Linked DNA regions of Homo sapiens: all the other regions are linked to region 2. The links are chromatin contacts, found by Hi-C or POLR2A ChIA-PET in ENCODE. All regions are on one chromosome and are shown on one strand. The core of a region is the stretch at or near the end of the contact, and the rest is flanking DNA. Distances in the headings are between cores, read along the strand shown. Region 1 holds the start of LINC03011 (long intergenic non-protein coding RNA 3011). Region 2 holds the start of VKORC1L1 (vitamin K epoxide reductase complex subunit 1L1). Region 3 holds the start of ZNF273 (zinc finger protein 273).

Evidence for each region. Hi-C counts contacts between places; a loop is a spot of excess contacts on that map. ChIA-PET counts read pairs that join two places held with the same protein, here RNA polymerase II (POLR2A). Pooled maps may share reads with other maps.
Region 1: a map of ascending aorta shows a loop between it and region 2 (15-fold over the local background). The contact joins the promoter of LINC03011 here to the promoter of VKORC1L1 in region 2. A Hi-C loop is called at or near these places in 4 of 168 maps with a recorded cell type or tissue (CD4-positive, alpha-beta T cell, CD8-positive, alpha-beta T cell, ascending aorta and 1 more), 3 of 37 single-sample maps with no recorded cell type and 16 of 50 pooled maps. POLR2A ChIA-PET finds 5 or more read pairs at or near these places in 1 of 52 experiments (HepG2).
Region 3: a map of naive thymus-derived CD4-positive, alpha-beta T cell shows a loop between it and region 2 (17-fold over the local background). The contact joins the promoter of ZNF273 here to the promoter of VKORC1L1 in region 2. A Hi-C loop is called at or near these places in 1 of 168 maps with a recorded cell type or tissue (naive thymus-derived CD4-positive, alpha-beta T cell), 1 of 37 single-sample maps with no recorded cell type and 9 of 50 pooled maps.

Annotation. Positions count from the first base shown.
Region 1 is chr7:66,492,191-66,496,050 of GRCh38, reverse strand. LINC03011 (long intergenic non-protein coding RNA 3011) reads right to left here and starts at 2,419. Exons shown (of 2, transcript NR_134573.1): 1 at 2,314-2,419; 2 at 577-796. RefSeq lists an enhancer at 2,521-2,730.
Region 2 is chr7:65,871,540-65,875,357 of GRCh38, reverse strand. VKORC1L1 (vitamin K epoxide reductase complex subunit 1L1) reads right to left here and starts at 2,284. Exons shown (of 3, transcript NM_173517.6): 1 at 1,793-2,284. The coding sequence starts at 1,986. RefSeq lists enhancers at 783-1,334, 1,886-2,437 and silencers at 1,503-1,572, 2,120-2,299, 2,013-2,512, 2,533-2,592.
Region 3 is chr7:64,901,125-64,905,354 of GRCh38, reverse strand. ZNF273 (zinc finger protein 273) reads right to left here and starts at 2,082. Exons shown (of 4, transcript NM_021148.3): 1 at 1,936-2,082. The coding sequence starts at 2,037. RefSeq lists enhancers at 1,828-1,937, 1,968-2,027, 1,342-2,214, 2,428-2,477, 2,498-2,547 and 1 more.

The sequences.
Region 1 (3,860 bases), core at 1,170-3,669, 620 kb before region 2:
CCTTAAACTCTGTGCATGAATAAACTCCCTTTAGATTCTGACCCTTTTGATTATTTGAGGTTGACACACTGTGCAATATACATCACAATACCAAATATTAACCTTCAGAGTAGTCTGTGACATTTAGGTAGAAGTCTTTTTTTTAGATGGAGTCTTGCTTTGTTGCCCAGGCTGTAGCGCAGTGGCATGATCTTGGCTCACCGCAACATTGGCCTCACAGGTTCAAGCGATTCTCCTGCCTCAGCCTCCCAAGTAGCTGGGACTAAAGGCGCCCACCACCACGCCCATCTAATTTTTGTATTTTTAGTAGAGATGGGGTTTTGCCATGTTTGCCAGGCTGGTCTCGAACTTCTGACTCCAGGCGATCGACCACCTAGGTCTCCCAAAGTGCTGGGATTACAGACATAAGCTACCGTGCCCTGCCAACATTTAGGTAGAAATCTTACACATATTCCTATCTTTGTTCTCTCCCCACTTACATTTCTGACCTCTTCTTTACAGCTAAGAACAAATCATTTGTGGACTTGAAAAGAGTTATCATAGTAACTGAAAAAAAAACCCCAAAAACCAGAAGAGTTAAAATGCCATTCTTGCTGCTCTTTTAATTAATCAACCCTAAAAAGGCTAACTCACTTGGACACTACTTAATTAACAATCAATTAGTAAGGAAAAGATATTGAAGCAGTAAACTTAAGTGGCGGCGAAAAGTTCTGTTGACCAAACATGGATTCTCTCCTCCTAGAACCAAGTTACAGTTGGAGTTACAGAAAATACTTTGAACAGGTCCTTCGGCATCCTGTAGGAAATCAGACAAAAACACAGATCAGTTACTTTCTCTTTTTTCTTTTTTTGACACAGTGTCTCACTCTGTCGACCAGGCTGGAGTGCAGTGGCGAGATCACCGCTCACTGCAGCCTCCACCTCCTGGGCTCAAGCGATCCTCCCGCCTCAGCCCCGCAAGCAGAGGGGACTACAAGCCCGTGCCACCATGCCCAGCTAATTTTTTGTGTGTGTGTGTGATGGAGTCTCGCTCTGTGGCCCAGGCTGGAGTGCAGTGGAGCGATCTCCGCTCACTGCAAGCTCCGCCTCCCGGGTTCACACCACTCTCCTGCCTCAGCCTCCTGAGTAGCTGGGACTACAGGCGCCCACCACGACGCCCAGATAATTTTTTGTATTTTTGTAGAGACCGAATTTCACCATGTTGCCCAAGCTAGTCTGGAACGCCTGAGCTCAAGGGATCCGCCCACCTAGGCCTCCCAAAGTGCTGGGATTACGGGTGTGAGCCACTGGGCCGGCCCAATAACTTTCTTCAGTCTGAGCATGAGCACTGGAAGAAAAGCTCTCACTTGCATATATTTTTTTTTTAGAGACAGGGTCTCCCTCTGTCACCCAGGCTGAAGTGCAGTGGTGTAATCTCGGCTCACAGTAACCTCAACCTCCCGGGCTCCATCGCATATATATATATATATATACACACACATATATATAGTTTTTTATTTTTTAGACGGAGTCTTGGTCTGTCGCCCAGGCTAGAGTGCAGTGGCACGATCTCGGCTAACTGCAGCCTCTGCCTCCCGGGTTCAAGCAATTGTCTGCCTCTGCCTCAACCTCCCGAATAGCTGGTATTACATGTGCCCGCCACCACGCCCGGCTAATTTTTGCATTTTTAGTAGAGACGGGATTCACCATGCTGGCCAGGATGGTCTTGAATTCCCGACCTCGTGATCCACCTGTCTCGGCCTCCCAAAGTGCTGGGATTACAGGCGTGAGCCACCGCGCCCGGCCCGATCGCTTATATTTTTAAAAAGATGTTTTCTTGGTTTCCTAGCCCCTCGTACCCCCTACAAAGTTCCAAAGGCTTTGATGTTGTTGCAACGGCCATCAGAGGTCAAGCCGAGGGGTGCAGCTCCCTAATGCGGTGCAGCCTCAGACGGGGCCGATCCTGCCCAGGATGAGCGGCGCCAGGGGTGGGGGACGCTGCCGGCGTCCCCGGGACCTGGCTGGGGGAGGAGTTGGGGGGCGCACCTACACAGGCTCAGGTGACGCGAGTGTGCGGCAAGGGCTGTAGCCGGAGCTAGCGGACTTGTGGCCACTGAGGAGCTTCTGCCTGAACGTGCCCTCCAGGCGACAGCCGCTTGGTGCGCAGCGCCTGCTCGCTAAGCGTCAGGCCCTTGCTGCGCCCTACGCCGCAGGCTGGGAAGTAGCGCAGGCAGTAGTAGTACAGGCAGCGGTAAAGCTCCTCCTTGTAGCTTATTGGTGTCGGCGGCCTGGTCTGGGCCTGCGGACCCTAACCCACCGCCTGCTGACACTGACCGGCAGTCTGTGGCCATGCGTCTGCGCATGCGCTCTCCTGGAATACCCAGCCGCTGCGCCTCGAGTTCCGATTGGTTCTACAGAAGGGGCGGGCCTGTGAGATATCACAGGGGCGCGCCTCAGCTGACGTCACAGGCGCGGGCCTTCCGGCGTCGTAATAGCGCCGGCCTTCGGCGACGTCACAGTGGCGCTACAGTGCCTGGAGCTGCGCTGGTTTTTCCTCGGAGTGGAGCCTGGTAACCGCGACTTCCCCGCCATGTTCTGTGTGTTGCTGGCTGGAGAAGGGTGGTTGACAAACTCCGACCCAGCACAGTGTTTCTGTGGGTCAAAACTAGAAAACTATGTCCAGGCTCGGCCGAGGCGGAAGGATCCGTTCAGGCCAGGAGTTAAAGAGCTGCCTGGGCAACATGGCGCGACCCCATCTCTGTAGTCCCACCTCAGCTTCCCAGATACTTGAACCCCAAGGTTCAAGGCTGCAATGAGCTATGATCCCATCACAGCACTCCATCCTGCGAGACGGAGGTAAACCTTGTCTAAAAAAATAAACTATCCAAGTGTACAACAGGGAGGGACTGCTTAAAGAAAACATGATAATTGTATGTTCAAATACTTTTAACAAGTGCAAAATGTATAGGCTGAAATAAATAGGGCTGGCCGGGCACGTTGGCTCACGCCTGTAAATTCCAACATTTTGTGTGCTCGAGGCATTCCGATCAGTAGACATGGGTGAAACCCCATGTCTACTAAAAATATAAAAATTAGGCCAGGAACTTTGCATCGTTTTAGGGGGCTCGCATCTCCCTAAGGGCCCGGTAATTGAACCCCTTGGACCTGAGGGTGAGAAACCTTGGCTCAGTTCTTCCCAGGGTGATCAGCCCAGGGGTAAGCGAGGAGAGACCAGAAAACAGGACCCATGAGAAGGTCCCCCTCCTGGAGTTTGAGGCCCATTCCTTCTTGTCCCTGCGTCTCCTCTTTCCAGGACTCCTCCCTGCTCTGCCCCACTCCTGGGAGTGGGGTCATGGCCATGGGGGGCTGCTTTTGGGTACAGGCCCCAGCGGCAACCCTGGGCCCAAAGTGGGCAGGCTCACCTGGAGGGGATCAGAGTCACATGGCAAGACGCAAGGGGAAAAGCCGCGCTGGAACCGCACCTCTCTGCCCCCTGATGTCAGTGGGTGCACTCTTCCCTCACCTCACTCAGGCAGCGGCTTGAGTTCCATGGGAGCACTGTCCTGCTCCCTCTGCTGCCTCTTTTTAGTCTTGGGGCTACTATAACACTTTCCCTTCCCCAGCCCTGCCAACCTGGTGGGACATTGGGCTTCCCTCTTCCTGGGGACAGGCGGGTCCTGGGGACAAGCCTGTCCTGTATCATACCTGCAGCGAGACTCTTTTTTTCTCCAGGACCTGCGGAGCAGCCAGGCTTCATGAGTTAAATGCAGATCTGAACCATACCCAGTTGGGATTGGGGTACACACTCTACTCCTCTGAAAACTAGCTAGGGGTTCGAACTTGGTGAGAGGGAGAGTGGGACAGAGCCAGACCAGACAAGG
Region 2 (3,818 bases), core at 1,035-3,534:
AAAATGAGTCTATATATGTACATATATGTGATTATATATGTATATATACATATGTGATTTTGATCAGCCTGCATATAAACTACCTGCAAAACAAGTTGATTTGTAAATTCATTTATTAAATGGGTAGTTTATAAGCTACTTGATTTTTGCAAGTAGTTTATAAACAGGCTGATCAAATTGAACAAATTTCTTAATTTCACTGTATACATGGCAAATAAGTTATCTACTCTTCTTATTAGCAAATCTTATTTTTACCTACCCTCCTTTGGCAAGCATCTAAGTTAAACTATTTTATGTCCACAGCTACACAATGAAACATCACTTTCAGTCACAACATATTAAATTCACATTTAAAACTATAAAGAGATCCAGTTACCTTTAGTCTTACATGTACTTATACATACTTTTAATATACTACTTGATGTTTTATGCACAAACATGCAGCTCTTGCAGGATATAACTATGAGAATATTTAGAGTGTATGCTAAATACACTTTTTTAAAGACAAGTCAATTTTTAAAAATTATTTATTTATATTTTATTTATTTATTTGAGATGGAGTCTCATTCTGTTGCCCAGGCTGGGGTGCAATGGTGTGGTCTTGGCTCACTGCAACCTCTGCCTCCCAGGTTCAAGCAATTCTCCTGCCTCAGCCTCCCGAGTAGCTGGGACTATAGGCACATGCCACCACACCCAGCTAATTTTTGTATTTTTGGTAGAGACGGGGTTTCACCATGTTGGCCAGGCTGGTCTTGAACTCCTGACCTCATGATCCACCCGCCTCGGCCTCCCAAAGTGCTGGGATTACAGGCGTGAGCCACTGTGCCCGGCCAAGAAAAGTCAATTTTAAGCACTTAAGCAGGCCAGGCGCGGTGGCTCATGCTTGATTCCCAGCACTTTGGAAGGCAGAGGTGGGTGGATTACCTGAGGTCAGGAGTTCGAGACCAGCCTGACCAATATGCTGGTCTCGAATATGCTAATAGGCAACAACGTTTAAAAGTCATTCCAATGCCTAAAACACCACCATATACATAACATACTTGTCCTTTACTCCAATGAAGCTTAAACTAGACCCAAACTCAGACCATTTCCTTCTCCTGGCACACTGAAACATACGAGAGGGAATCCAAGAAATCAGATATGTTAAGTGCGGGTATCTTCTTCCACAGTAGGGTCAAATTCGTGTTTGCCAGCAAATGTCACCGTCCCAGTTAAGTCTGCAAATTCTCACTAGCGCTGGAGTACAAAGAGGCCTGACCACGGAAACACCTGTCCTAGCACCAGGAAGACAGTGGGAAAGGCAACCCCCCTGTCTCCGCGCCGGCCCCAAAGCCTCGGCTGCAGCGATCGGGGGGACAAGAGGTTGCCGCTGGTCTCAAGGGTGCGGTGGACAAGGTCCCACACCCCCGGCCCGCCTCCCGAGAACCAGGAAACCTGTCAAGCCAGCCTGGACCCACCCTCCGCAGCCCCCTCGCGCTCCTGCACAGCCGGGCCCCAGCCCGCCCGACCGCTCCGCGTCCGCCCCGGCCTCCCGGCTGCACTCTGCCACCTCATCCCTCCCCGGCTGCCTCGCGGCCCCGCCACCTCCGCCCCGCGGCCTGGGCTCAGGCCGCCCCCCGGGCAGGAGCGCCCCGCCGCCGCCCCCCGCCTGGCCCCGACCCGACCCCGTCAGTTCCCCAGCGGCCCGGTCCCCGCCGCCCCCAGGCCTGAGCTCCCGCCGCGCGCTCCCCACCCCGAGACTCCACCCTCGCCCCGCTCGGCCGCTCCTGGCCCACTCCCCCAAGCCGGCTACCTGGAGGCAAGGGCGGCGGAGCACTTCACCCAGGGCCCCAGGTCGCAGAGGGCCCGGTGCTCGGGGTCCCGCTCCTTCTCCCGCTCCACGTGGTAGGCGTAGATGGAGAGCAGGATTCCGGCAGCGCACACTGCATACCGGGCCACCCGCTCCCACCGCGGCACCGACACTCTTAGCAGGACGGGAGCCGCCATCTTCCCGCCGCCGCCGCCGCCGCCTCCCTCCGCCTCCACCTCAGCCGCCGCCGCCCGTCGGGGCCCGACCCAGCCGCCACCGCCGCCACCGCCGCCTCCGCCGCCGCCGCCACCACCGCCGCCGCCGCCGCCGCGCCCCATTGGCTCGGTGGCCTGCTCCGGGCCCCGCCCCCACAGGCGCGCGGCCCAACCGCCCCAAAAGGAGTGAGGCGGACGGGGCGGGGAAGGCGCGCGCGGGCGCGGAGGGAGGGGGTGGAGTGCGCAACGGCCGAAGAGGCCGGATCGGCGGGCGGAGACTGAGGCGGCGTGGCGCTGCGCCGCGCGGCCGGTCGCGCGCGAGGGGTGGAGCCCGGGGGAGAAAGGGGTGGGGCAGGGGTGGGGATGGGCGGGGCAGGGGTGGGGAGGGGCGGAGCCAGAGAGGGGCGGGGCCGAGCGGGCCAGTGCGGGAGGGACTTAAAGGAGCGGTCTAACTAGCACATTGCAAGGATGCCACTGTGGGTGACTGGGCGAACCCTCGGCCCCTCCCTCTGGGGATGGCAATCAATTGCCATCCTTTTTCCCTTTTTCGTTGTATATTTCTGACCCAATCCAAATCAACCCTGGCCAATGCTTGGAGCTCCAGAGACCCACACCTATGACCTGATCTTCCCACCACCACCTTCGGTTAGACCTGTGCAAAACTTTTTTTTTAATGTGCAAAACTATGTTTTAAATTTAAAAACTATTTTTAAAAAATGATTTATGGACCGGGTACAGTGGCTTACACCCGTAATCCCAACACTTTGGGAGGCCGAGGCAGGTGGATCACTTGAGGTCAGGAGTTCGAGACCAGCCTGGCCTACATGGCGTAACCGCGTCTCTACTAAAAATACAAAAAACAAACAAAAACAAATTAGCCCGGTGTCGTGGTGGGCGCCTGTAATCCCAGCTACTCGGGAGACTGAGGCATGAGAATTGCCGGAACCCGGGAGGTGGAGGTTGCAGTGAGCCAAGATCGTGCCACTGCACTCCAGCCTGGGCGATAGAGTAAGAGTCTCAAAAAAAAAAAGAGAGATTTACGAATGCCTTGCTTTTCCGTAAGCTGAATTTGAAGTTGCTTACCATAACTCATATAATATAGAAAAATAAAGATGAGCTAATACAATCAGGACGAAGAAAAAGAAAAGTCAGAATAAAATGAAAGGCCAGGAATAAGAACACAGATAAGCAGGCCATAGGGGCTTACATAGTTATTAAAATTGCATCATAAATTTGGCTCTGAGCTTCCTGGTGGCCAAAACTAAAAGGAAAACAGATGTATGTGCTTTTTCTCACTGTCTTTAAGAAGAAACACAGGGTTCTTGGAGATTTTCAGTGTTTCCCTGGTTGCAGCTTTCAATTTTTCAGGGGCTTTATATAGTGATTTTGAATAATAAGCAATATCCTTGTATTCGTTATCTATTGTTGGGTAAAAATCACCCCAAATTTAGCAGTTAATAAACAATAAACTTTTTTTTCCCTCACAGTTTCCACGGGCTAGGAATCTGGGTGAGGTTAGCTGTGTCCTCTGGCTCAGGCTCTCATGAGGATACAATCAAGCTGTCAGCCAGGGCTGCAGCTCTCTCAAGGCTTCAGAATCCTCTTTCAAACTCACTTCCACTGCTGCTGGCAGGCCTGAGGTCCTCTCTGGCTGTTGGCTGGAGACATCATTTCCTGTCCACTTGCACCTCTTGGTAAGAAGCGGCAGGCTTACCCCAGGGAGAGGGAGGAGAAAGAGGAAGAGACAGAAAAAGAAAATGAGAGTGAGATCACAGTCCTTTTTTGAAACCTAATCCCAGAAGTGACATCCCATC
Region 3 (4,230 bases), core at 833-3,332, 970 kb after region 2:
CACTTGAGGCCAGGAGTTCAAGGCCAGTACAGCCAACATGGTGAAACCTCCTCTCTACAAAAAACACAAAAATTAGCCAGGTGTGTCGGCGTGCACTTGTAATCCCAGCTACTTGGTAGGCTGAGACTGGAGAATCGCTTGAACCTGGGAGGCGGAGTTTGCAGTGAGCCACGATCGCCCCATTGCACTCCAGCCTGGGCGACAGAATGAGACTGTCTCAAAAAAAAAAAAAAAAAAAAAAAAAAGTGCACCAGGAGATGCCTCTCAGCCCCACGACATCCACCTGCTCTTTTAAGAAGCTACACTCCATACCTGAGACTGTCCTATGGGAGAAAATGACCCAGGAGCTGATATTCACTAAACATTGTAGCAGACATAGCGATTGTGGGTATCTTGGTTTATCCCCAGACAGTACTAAAACTCAAAACCAGGAAAACACTGAGGAGTGGCTGAGGAAACAGCACTCCATAAAGTTTCCAAAGGGAAACCTTGACCCAAAAACATTTTGGTAAGATCTCTGTGCCTAGGGAAGATTATTTTAAAAAGAGGCACAGAGATTTTTTTACAATACAGTGTCAGGGGATGATTCTTTGCTTTCTTCTCCTGGGAAATATTTTCAAACAGAAAAAAATTTTTCTAAAGTGCTATCCAATGCTGTGTCAAAAAATGATTAATTAAAATACAGTATCTAAAATGTACACTAAAATAATGTGAATTAGGATGAGGAAGTTGGCATTTCGGAATGTCAGAAAAAACTGGAAATTTGGTATTTTACTGCAAGCCAGAGTTAGGCTGAAGGAATTGGGGGTGGGGAGTAGTCTTGAGACTCTGCTTGGGCCACATGTGAAAATTTCAGGGGAAAATCTATCCCCTGTAGAGTGTGTACACAATTAAGTAGCAGGCAATTAGACTGAGGTAGCTCCAGTCCCAGGGTCCCCATTTTTTAAAAAAATCTAACTCAAATTGGCCGGGCGCGGTGGCTCACGCCTGTAGTCCTAGCACTTTGGGAGGCGGAGGCGGGTGGATTGCCTGAGCTCAGGAGTTCGAGACCAGGCTGGGCAACACAGTGAAACCCAGACTCTACTAAAATACAGAAAAGTTAGCTGGGCGTGGCGGCGTGCGCCTGTAATCCCAGTTACTTGGGAGGCTGAAGCAGGAGAATTGCATGAACCCGGGAGGCGTTGGTTGCAGTGAGCCGAGATGGCTGCCATTGCACTCCAGCCTGAGCGACAGTGTGAGACTCTGTCTCAGAAAGAAAGAAAAAAAAATCTAACTCAAACTTTTTGTAAATTACAACATTGAGGGAAACAAAATTCAGGCTTAACCAACCATAAACTGCCAATTAACCTCTGATGACATAACCAGGAAATGTCCACCCTGAATTTACAAATTAAGAAACTACATAACGGTACCTAACCAATTATTGGCTTTCTTCATCACACACCTTATAAAAGTCTTTCCTTCAAGCCCTTCCCATGGACCACAAACTACAAACCACAGCTGGGTGCTCTATAATTTGTGAATGACTGTCTGATTAAATTCTTTAATATTTTCGCGGTGACTTCCATACATTTTTAATAGAAAAAAGGAGGGTCTGGGAACCCCATGGACCAAAGCTCTTCCTAGTCATGAACCCTGCATCCCGAGTCATCGAGGAGAGATGCGGCGCTGCGGCAGCAGAGCTGCCCAGGGAGGGCTCCAGGCCAGGGAACGGTCACTGCGCAGGGAGGAGACAGGACGCCCGGGATCCCGGCTGCCAGCCCAGCAGCCATCTTATGACTGAAGGGGACTGAGGGCCGAGCTGCGCCAAGGAGAACTCCTGGCCGCGGATTTTGGAGTCTACTGCAGGGAGGCCGGAGTCTCGCCACATCCACTTCCCACCAGTTCCAACCAGGCCCTCCCCCTCTCTCGGGATCTGGGACCCGGCACTCTCACCATTTCTAGGCTTCCAGGGAGTCCTGGCGTCTTAGCTGTGGATCTCCCAATACCTGCAGGTAACGGGGCCACAGAAGGTGGACCTCTAGGAGCAGAGGACATAGAGCAGTGAAGACGAGACCTGGAGCTGCGACTGCAGCGAGAGACAAAGGCCCCGCCAAATCCCGGAAGCCGTCCTGTCCGCTCCAGCTGCGTGCCTGATTGGACGGGTCCCAGCCCAGCGTCCCTGATTGGAGGATGTTTAAGGACCCGCCCCCTCAGGCCCTGAATGACAGAAGGTGTGCTCAGTTGCTGGGCTGAAAGAAGATAGAATGAAACCTAAACTGCAGGCTTTTCAGTCAGGGCTTCCTCCCTGAACTGAGCCCGGCCCACCCACGGGGTATTTGCATTTAACCTTGTGTATAAGGTCATATGCATTTATATTAATAAATAGTATAGTGTGTGAAAGGAAAATAAATTTTGCGGCCCCAAAATCACTAAGCTATAGGGAAAAGTCAAGCTGGGAACTGCTTAGGGCAAACCTGCCTTCCATTCTATTCAAAGTCACCCCTCTGCTCACTGAGATGATTGCATATCTGATTGCCTCCTTTTCCCAGGCTAATCAGGAACTCAAAAGAATGCAACCATTTGTCTTTTATCTACCTAGGACCTGGAAGCCGCCTCCCCACTTCCAGTTTTCTTTCTTTCTTTTTCTTTCTCTCTCTCTGTCTCTTTCGGAGTCTCGCTCTGTCTTCCAGGCTGGAGTGCAGTGGCACGATCCGATCTCTGCTACTGCAACTTCCACCTCCCTCCGGGGTTCAAGCGATTCTCCTGCCTCAGCCTCCAGAGTAGCTGGCTAATTTTTCTATTTTTAGTAAAGACGGGGTTTCACCACTTTGTCCAGGCTGGTCTTGAACTCCTGACCTCAGGTGATCCACCCGCCTCGGCTTCCCAAAGTGCTGGGATTACAGGCGTGAGCCACCGCGCCTGGCCTCAGAATAAACTTTCTAAATTAACTGAGATCTGTCTCAGATATTTGAGGTTCACAATTATATGGCTATTAACAAATGGAAAAAATATAATAACATTATTTAATATCCGATTTTACGACCTTCCTAGCTTCTGGTCCTTTAAGCAGGCAGCCTGAGATTTTAAAACGGAGTTAATTCTCTGAAATAAAATGTAAGCCACATGTGAATTTTAAATATTCTAGTAGCCAAACTTAAAAAAAAAAGGAAGAAACAGGTGGAATTTATTGTAACAATTTCATCGTTATATATTCTAGTTCTAGAATTCAAATATTCTAATATTCAAAATATTATTTTAATATGTGAGCAGTATGTAATTTTTCATGTAATATATATTATTGTATATAATAATATAAAATATGTATAATAATATATAATATTATGTATAATATTATACATGACCTCAAGTGATCTGCCCGCCTTGGCCTCCCAAAGTAGTGCTAGGATTACAGGCGTGAGCCACCGCGCCCGAAGCAGCGGTGCTTTTTGAGAAGGAGTTTCACTCGCACAATGTGGGCTCACCGCAACCTCCACCTCCGGGTTCAAGCGATTCTCCCACCTCAGCCTCCCGAGTAGCTGAGATTACCGGCATGTGCCATCGTGCCCGGCTAATTTTGTATTTTTAGTAGAGACGGCCTTTCTCCATGTTGGTCAGGCTGGTCTCGAACTCCCAACCTCATGTGATCCGCCCGCCTCGGCCTCCCAAAGTGCTGGGATTACAAGTGCTTTTAAGAGAAAGAGACACATCATAGGAGGATCCCATGGCAGAGAAAAGAAAAGAGGGTCTCACTTACGGAAGAAATAATCACCTATCATCTGGAATAGCATAAGACAAGCAAAAGAGATCACGACCTGACTACATCAATGAGAAGAAAAAGGCAACCTGGCTGAAAGGACTCATTGGCATCATGGAGCTACATTTAATAAGCTGCAGTGAATGGTCAGCCTCTGGGATACCAATAGTCTACCAAGAAGGCTGAACTCATTCTAATAAAATCAGCATGTCTGCACCATTCCGGTGGCATAGGGTTACAGTATCCGTTACAGAAACCCCATAAAGACCAGTGGGTACCCTTCTAGAATTGAAGTTATTGTGAAAAAGCATACCAGCGCCGGGCACGGTAGCTCATGCCTGTAATCCCAGCACTTTGGGAGGCTGAGGCAGGTAGATCACCTGAGGTCAGGAGTTCGAGACCAGCCTGGCCAACATGGTAAAACCTCATCTCTACTAAAAATACAAAAATTAGCCAGGTGTGATGGCGTGCGCTTGTAGTCCCAGCAACTCGGG